Linked DNA regions of Homo sapiens: regions 2 and 3 are each linked to region 1. A link is a contact called in ENCODE Hi-C or POLR2A ChIA-PET data. All regions are on one chromosome and are shown on one strand. Each heading gives the region's core, a stretch centred on a gene start or an enhancer-like site at or near the end of the contact. The rest is flanking DNA. Distances are from core to core; before and after follow the strand shown.

The links. A loop is a pair of places that touch in the nucleus more often than their neighbours do. ChIA-PET counts read pairs that join two places held with the same protein, here RNA polymerase II (POLR2A). Pooled maps may share reads with other maps.
Region 2: a loop to region 1 is called in a pooled map, with 6 times the contacts of the local background. The contact joins the enhancer-like site here to the promoter of LINC02800 in region 1. A Hi-C loop is called at or near these places in 6 of 50 pooled maps. POLR2A ChIA-PET finds 5 or more read pairs at or near these places in 3 of 52 experiments (B cell, activated T-cell and activated naive CD4-positive, alpha-beta T cell).
Region 3: a loop to region 1 is called in a map of OCI-LY7, with 4 times the contacts of the local background. The contact joins the enhancer-like site here to the promoter of LINC02800 in region 1. A Hi-C loop is called at or near these places in 6 of 168 maps with a recorded cell type or tissue (B cell, CD14-positive monocyte, CD4-positive, alpha-beta memory T cell and 3 more), 28 of 37 single-sample maps with no recorded cell type and 17 of 50 pooled maps. POLR2A ChIA-PET finds 5 or more read pairs at or near these places in 4 of 52 experiments (H1, activated B cell, activated CD8-positive, alpha-beta memory T cell and 1 more).

Annotation. Positions count from the first base shown.
Region 1 is chr1:24,198,929-24,201,626 of GRCh38, forward strand. It overlaps LINC02800 (long intergenic non-protein coding RNA 2800), which reads left to right and starts at 1,312. Exons shown (of 3, transcript NR_027087.2): 1 at 1,312-1,463. RefSeq lists an enhancer at 634-743.
Region 2 is chr1:24,687,404-24,690,101 of GRCh38, forward strand. No RefSeq gene overlaps it. Among named protein-coding and RNA genes, the nearest start is that of SRRM1, 45 kb to the left of the region's middle. Within about 2 kb of position 1,333, at least 2 of the 41 ENCODE cell types and tissues checked have a DNase peak (open chromatin) inside an H3K27ac peak, as active enhancers do.
Region 3 is chr1:24,539,833-24,542,530 of GRCh38, forward strand. RCAN3 (RCAN family member 3) reads left to right here. Exons shown (of 5, transcript NM_013441.4): 5 at 1-1,208. NCMAP-DT (NCMAP divergent transcript) reads right to left here. Exons shown (of 3, transcript NR_109781.1): 3 at 1-44. Among named protein-coding and RNA genes, the nearest start is that of NCMAP-DT, 15 kb to the right of the region's middle. RefSeq lists an enhancer at 1,227-1,521. Within about 2 kb of position 1,364, at least 11 of the 41 ENCODE cell types and tissues checked have a DNase peak (open chromatin) inside an H3K27ac peak, as active enhancers do.

The DNA.
Region 1 (2,698 bases), core at 62-2,561:
GTGCAGTGACACAATCTTGGCTTACCGCAGTCTTGACCTCCGAGGCTCAAGAAACCCTCCCCCCTCAGCCTCCTGAGTAGCTGGGACCACAGGCGTGTACCACGACTGGCCAATTTTTTGTATTTTTTGTAGAGATAGGGTTTCACCATGTTTCCCAGGCTGGTCTCAAACTCCTGAGCTCAAGCGATCCATCCACCTCAGCATTCCAAAATGCTGGGATTGCGGCATGAGCCACCATGTCCAGCTATTTTATTTTATTATTATTATTTTAAATGACTTTTCAAAAAGGCTGTACCAATTTGGGTTCCCACTAGAAGTCGTGGATTGGTGAATTTTTAAAGGAGCAGTGTGGCCCTCATCAACCTGGACGCACACGCTGGTCTCTAAGGCATGGAACAGTTGTGCTGGGAGGGAGCTCCTCTGAGAGGGTGGTCAGAAGAGCCCCCAGGCATCACCTCCACCATGAAAGCTCACCCCTCTCCCCTAAAGCTTAGATAACCAGCTGCATTTCCTAAGAGTGAGCACCAGGGGGCACCACATACCAAAGGAAAGTGGTCCAGACTGCGAGACCGCGGATTAGACCAAAGAGATAACGTTTTTTTTTTCTTAGACTGGGGCCCTCCAAGGCAGAGAGAAGACCAACTCTCCTGGCTTCCTTGACATTCTCCTTACCTGACGTTCTGCAGCCTCTTGGGAGACTCTCGGATGTACCCATAGGAGGCTGTGGGAGACAGAGGGTCATGTCCAGAAGGGAAATGGCAGTGTATGGCGTCACAGTAAGAGCTGGGGCAACTCCCCCGCTGTGTCTTTGATGTCTTTGCATCACCTTTCCAAGCCTCAGTTTTTCTCATGTGTCAAATGGGAGTGACAATTTCCTGCCTCGCTTTACTCTGTGTGTGTGTGTGTGTGTGTGCGCGCGTGTGTGTGTGTGTAACTTATGCCAAAGTGCTTTGAAAAACCGAGAAGTGGGAGGGGGGAGGGATAGCATTAGGAGATATACCTAATGTTAAATGACGAGTTAATGGGTGCAGCACACCAACATGGCACATGTATACATATGTAACTAACCTGCACGTTGTGCACATGTACCCTAAAACTTGAAGTATAATTAAAAAAAAAAAAAGAAAGAAAAACCGAGAAGGCCTAAGGATGTCTGCTGAGTTGAGACTAAGGTGTAGTGGGTGATATGTTTGGCTGTGTCGCCACCCAAATCTCATCTTGAATTGTAGCTCCCATAATTCCCACGTGTTGTGGGAGGGACCTGGTGGGAGACAGTTGAATCATGGGAGCAGTTTCCCCCATACGGTTCCCATGGTAGTGAATAAGTCTTATAAGATCTGATGATTTTATAAGGGGTTTCCCCTTTTGCTTAGCTCTCATTCATTCCCTCTTGTCTGCTGCTACGTAAGACGTGCCTTTTGCCTTCTGCCATGATTGTGAGGCCTCCCCAGCCACTTGGAACTGTGAGTCTACTAAACCTCTTTTTCTTTGTAAATTACCCAGTCTCTGGTCTTTATTAGCAGCATGAAAACAGACTAATACAGGGGGTAAGGACACGTGGAGCAAGATTGGTTACTACATTAGTCCAGGGAAGACAATGGTGGTGGCAGCTGTGAAGGTGGTGAGACGTGGCTGGATTCTGGATATATTTCAAGGGGAGAACCAGTGAGATGTATTGAAAGATTTGATGTCAGGGGTGAGAGAAAAAGGAGGTCAAGGGTGATACTAAGGCTTTTTGTCTTGAGCCAACAAAGACTAGCGGTGCCTTTTACTTAGTGGGGAAGATGGTGGAGGGATGGTTTGGAGGTGCAAATCAAGAGTTCCATATTTAGACATGCTACATTTGAGATGCCTTTTAGGTCACCGAGTGATTGAGTAAAGACAGAGGTCAGAAAACTGAGCCTTAGGCTGGGCTCGGTGGCTCACGCCTGTAATCCTAACACTTTAGGAGACTGAGGTGGGAGGATCACCCAGGAGTTTGAGACCAGCCTGGGCAACATAGGGAGACCCCATCTCTACAAAAAACAAAACAAGTTAGTGAGGTGTGGAGGCACACATCTGTGGTCCCAGCTACTTGGGAGGTTGAGGTAGGAGGATCACTTGTGCCTGGGAGGTTGAGGCTGCAGTGAGCTGTGATCACACTACTGCAGTCCACCCTGGGCAACAGGGCAAGACCCAGTCTCAAAAAAAAGATTTAGCCTTGATTCCTTTTCTCAGGGTCCTATAAGGATCACAGTATACAATAGATTGGACTAGATCAGAGATGAAAACATAACTCACACGCATGCGGCCACATCCCTTCCAGTGCCGCTGGCAGATATCACAAATTCATCACAGCACTCAGGAATCCTCTCAACCCAGAGCTCTAGGCAGCCTCTACCAACCAAGTGGAGATGATACAAAAACGAAAACTCTCCATCATCCTGAACTGGTTGAGATACCCAAGAATGCGGTTAAAACCATGGGCTTGGGCCGGGCGCCGTGGCTCACGCCTGTAATCCCAGCATTTTGGGAGGCTGAGGCAGGCAGATCACAAGGTCAGAAGATTAAGACCATCCTGGCTAACATGGTGAAACCCTGTCTCTACTAAAAATACAAAAAATTAGCCGGGCGTGGTGGCGGGTGCCTGTAGTCCCAGCTACTTGGGAGGCTGAGGCAGGAGAATGGCGTGAACCCTGGAGGTGGAGCTTGCAGTGAG
Region 2 (2,698 bases), core at 83-2,582, 490 kb after region 1:
GGTCAAATGTCCTACCTGGCTACACCGAACCCACCCTGAGCTCCTCTCCTCTAATATATAAAATGAGTCAGGTTTTTTCTCTATAAGTACATTCATAGCTACAAATATCAGGATCATACCAGATACACATAATATTTAATATTCTTTTTTTCACTGGGCATAATATGAACTAGAATTATAGCATACTTTTTTTTTTTTTTTTTGAGACGGAGTCTTGCTCTGTCGCCCAGGCTGGAGTGCAGTGGTGCAATCTCGGCTCACTGCAACCTCCACCTCCCGGGTTCAAGTGATTCTCTAGCCTCAGCCTCCCGAGTAGCTGGGATTACAGGAGCGTGCCATGCCCAACTAATTTTTTTTGTATTTTTTAGTAGAGACAGGGTTTCACCATGTTGACCAGGTTGGTCTCGAACTCCTGACCTCAGGTGATCTACCCGCCTCGGCCTCCCAAAGTGCTAGGATTACAGGCGTGAGCCAGCATGCCCAGCCTAATTTTTGTATTTTTAGTAGAGACAGGGTTTTGCCATGTTGGCCAGGTTGGTCTGGAACTCCTGGCCTCAAGTGATCTGCCCGCCTCGGTCTCCCAAAGTGCTGGAATTACAGGCATGAGCCATCACACCCAGCCAGATGCTTCTATTTATTTAAACTTTAACCTCTGTAGGTCAAATGGTAGTGATGGTACCCACCTTCACAGGGTTTTTGTGAGCATTAAATTAGACAAATGAAACACAGGCCCTGTCCCAGCGGAGATCATGGCATGTGGGCAGGGGTCGAGGGTGGGAGCCAGGGGACACTCAGGCAGTGATAAAACAAGGTGACTGGTGACACAGAGAGGGGAGCTGTGCAGTGTAGCAGTGGTCAGCAGTCCTGCAGCCAGCTTCTCAGCCACAGACATACTTACTGTGAGACCTGGGCACATGACTTCACCTCCCTCAGCCTCCTCTGTTTCCTCTTCTGTTAAATGGGCATGGATTCAATAACATCATACAGGTAGAGGGCTTAGCTCATGCCTGGCATGTCACAAGGGCTCCATCAATGACAGTTTTCAGTGTTCCATCAAATCTTACATACGTGCAATTGTAGGATGCACCACCACCTATTAAACCACCACCGCATTCATTGTAAGACGTATCTGACTTTAGAGAGGTCAAAATACAGGGGAAAAAAGTCTTAAATTTCACTATATCCAGTGTCATTATTCAGAAGGGTCTGGGACACTGAGGTAGGGCTCCTGAGTTAGCTCAGGGACACACTCATCCGTCACTCTCAATTTCTTCGTCTCTGTCCCTCTCTCTGGCCTTCTCTTCGTTTTCTGAGCCTTCCACTAGGTGGCACCCGGGCCTGGGTGCCTGCTGTGGAGCTGATGCCCTGAGGTCAGTCCTGCCCCTCCGGCTTCTCCATGCTTTCTTCCCCTTTCCTTTTTCCTCCTCCCCACCTTTTATCCTGCAAGTGGGAGGCTTTGATTCAGTGCTCAGAGGTTCCCTGTAGGATTGCAGAACTTGAAGAACAGCTACAGGGCTCCTGCCGTCCACTGGCTCCAGCCCATCCCAAGCGGGAATTCCTTCCCAGCAAGTCCCCAGCTCTCACTTGCATACCTTCAGTGGCAGGAAACTCACTACTTCATGAGGATCCCGTTCCATCGTGGTCATGCACTTGGGCTCTGAAGACGCTCCCCCGAGGGTCCTAGGGAACCCACTTTCTAGTCCTTCAACAGCAGGCGACTTGGGCCTTTGTCTACTTTGTGTACTGGGGAGTCCCCAAGGCCTGGCACAGGCGAGGCATTGAGTGAATGAATGACAGTCAATGAACACACTCAGTTGTTCTGTGCATCTGTTTCATTACCTGTGAAACAGGGTTAATAATAGTATTTACCTCATAAGGCTGTGAGGATTAAATGAGACAGGACCTCTAAACAGGTTTAGTGCCATGCCTGGTACATAATAAATCCTCAGCAAATATTGTTTTCCTCTTATTTTTTCTCTTCTTTAATAGCTACAGATAGCTCTACTCTTTTTTTCTTTTTTTTTTTGACGTGGAGTTTCGCTCTTGTTGCCCAAGCTAGAGTGCAGTGGTGTGATATTGGCTCACCGCAACCTCCACCTCCCAGGTTCAAGTTATTCTCCTGCCTTAGCCTCCTGAATAGCTGGGATTACAGGCATGTGCCACCATGCCCAGCTAATTTTTGTATTTTTAGTACAGATGGGGTTTCTCCATGTTGCTCAGGCTGGTCTCCAACTCCCGACCTCAGATGATCCGCTGGCCTTGGCCTCCCAAAGTGCTGGGATTACAGGTGTGAGCCACCACACCTGGCTGCCATAGCTCTGCTCTTATTATCTGAAAGATCTGTTTTAGAGCAAAGTGATTCTGATTTTTTTTTTTTTTTTTTTAGACAGGGTCTCATACTGTTGCCCAGGCTTGGAGTACATGGCATGATCACAACTCACTGCAGCCTCGACCTCCTGGGCTCAGGCAATCCTCCCACCTTAGCCTCCCAAGTAGCTGGGACTACAGACGCATGCCACCATGCCTGGCTAATTAAAAAAATTTTTTTGTAGAGACTGGGTTTTTCATGTGGCCCAGGCTGGTCTTGAACTCCTGGGCTCAAGCGATCCACCTGCCTTGGCCTCCCAAAGTGCTGGGATTACAGGCATGAGCCACGGTGCCCGGCCTGATTCTAATTCTTAAAATTTTCACACAGGCT
Region 3 (2,698 bases), core at 114-2,613, 340 kb after region 1:
TCCTTCTTCCTTTTTTTGCACATTTGCATTTATATCTTCCTGTACTAAAAGAAACAAATTATTTATAATTGGGGTGACAATATAAAGGAACAAAAGATGGGGCAATAGTTGCTTCCTAGCTGGAGCTGTAAGTCCATGTTACAGAAACTCACTATTTAAAAAGTTTTAAAAGATTTATGAACCTTGTCCTACAATTCGCTGAATACTTATTTGTCTTTTAAACTCCCCTCGGTGTATGGATCATCTTCGTCAGAATGCCGTTGTTTCATTGTGAATCAGGGGAAAATGTTAATCATTTGGAGACTGTTTTCTTATTACCAAATGTACAATCCATAAGACAACTGAAAGCAACAACTGCTGGGTTCACTGACAAAGATTATAAAAATCATCACGTTCAAAGTAGAGTTTTTAGCCAAGGTCAAGAACTAACCTGGGGCTGAGTCAGCGTCTCTACCCACTTAAATAACAGCGTAAAGATCTTTCACTAAATTCGTTATGTGGTCTGTCTGGATGTAAACCTATATATTTCCTTTTGAAACAGAATCATATCCTGCAGACTCTTGGCACTCCTGCATAGCTTTGACCGAATGTTCACTCTCATCGTAATGGAAGATTTCTATCTATGCAGATAATACATGTTTTTAAATACTGTTTTCTGTTTAGTCCTCAATCTTCCTAACTCAAATTGGGGACTGAGGAGAGAGAAAGGTGGTTACCCCTGTTACCGTGCCATATTCTTCTTGCTGCTTTTCAACCCCACGTGATTGTTGATTGACGGTTCTGCTATAATGTGCGTGCCCTTCAAGTTTCAGAAAACTTTCCCAATCATTTCACTTCAATCTTAATTGAACCCAAGAGTCAAAGTTATTATTTTCTCCGAACGTGTTTGTGATCTTCTGTTATATTTTGGGGCATGTTACCTTTATGGTATATAAGCTGTAGTGCATACTCTTTGTATTGCAAAAAACTGGTCAGTAATTTATGTACATGTATTCCACATTTTAGTGTGCTTGAAGTGACAATCCATAGTTTGTAGTAGTTTGTTATTTGTCAACTTTACCCTGTGTTTTAAGGACATCTAAACATTCCTTGTCCTATCAAGATGACAAAAGCAGAATGTAATTTTTTTTTGGAAGCTTCGTGATTACCTGTAACAAGTTCTGTTTTTAAAACGAATACAAATAAAGTTAGTAACTATTTTTAAATCAGTCCATTGAGTTGAGTTTTTTTGTGTGTAGTATTTTCAATACGCATCACTTACATTTAGCTAATAAGACAGAGAAGTGCAATATTGTGTTTGTTCCTTTCACAAGAGTCCTGTTGAACATTAATGCCGTGCAGTGCCAGAGTTCAAGGTGGTGAGTCACTGCTCACTCTGTAAATAACCACTGCACTTTCAGCTCTTCCCCAAGAAACCTTTTACCCTGGTTTCCCCTTTGGTTAAAAATGATTTATTCCGGGTAAAGACTTACTTTTTGTCTCGGTTAAAAAAAAAAAATCTCCAAAATGTGGAACTATAAATGACAGTAGAGGTTATCTAGTGCAGTGGGATTTCGAATACTTATTTTTAAGCCATAGGACTCTGCTCTTTGTTCAAATGAAATCTTACACAAAGCCAATGTAAAACTATTACAAAAAGGAAAGGTAAACAAAGCTGCTCCTTTTCAAGGGGCTGGGGGAAGAATGGGGACCTGAGTTCAACCCCTGTGAGAGCTCAGCAGAACAGACCCAGACACACCCCTCTATTGCCCCTGCCTCCCTCCACTTCCTCCTCCATCCCAACCCCACCCCCAACACACCTTTACAAGAAAGTGGCCCCAGAGGCATTGCCAAATGCACACATCTGGATGGTCATGGACCTGGGACTAGAACCCATTTCTTGACATTCTTTCTACCACACTCCACTACTTTGTTACACCAAAATCTAATTTTTCTGGATAAATGTATCTGGATAAAAAGGTTCTTGATATTGTTTTGTTTTTGAGACAAGGTCTTGCTCTGTCGCCTAGGCTGGAGTGCAGTGGCATGAACACAGTTCACTGCAGCCCCAACCTCCCAACTCAGTCTCCGAAGTAGCTAGGATGACAAGTGTGCACCACCACACCCGGCTAATTTTTGTATTTTCTGTGGAGACAGGGTTTCCCTATGTTGCCCAGGCTGGTCTCTAATTCCTGATCTCAGGCGGTCCACTTGCCTTGGCCTCCCAAAGTGCTGAGATTACAGGCATGAGCCACCGAACCTGGCCTTTTTTGTTTTTAAAAAACTAAAGCGGAGTCGCTGAGGACATTTCCACTTTGAAGTTTTTCCAAGCTGTGTTCTGTGGGGCTGCCTCCAGGGGGCGCCATGCTTCCAGGTTCCTGGGGCCTTTCACTCCTGCTTCAACTCTCCTATTATTTGCTATACCTAAAGGTCCTAGCATGTTTTCCACTTGAGCTAAGGATTCCTTGGCTAAAACAGAAAATTGGAAAACCACTGCAAAGAACCTAGGACAAAACACACACACAAACAAATTTTTTTTCTGAGACCAAGTTTCAATCTGTTGCCTAGGCTGGAGTGCAGTGGCGCAATCTCACCTCACTGCAGCCTCTGCCTCCCGGGTTCAAGCAATTCTCCTGCCTCAGCCTCTCGAGTAACTGGGACTGCAGGCGCACGCCATCATGCCTGGCTAATTTTTGTATTTTTAGTAGAAACAAGTTTC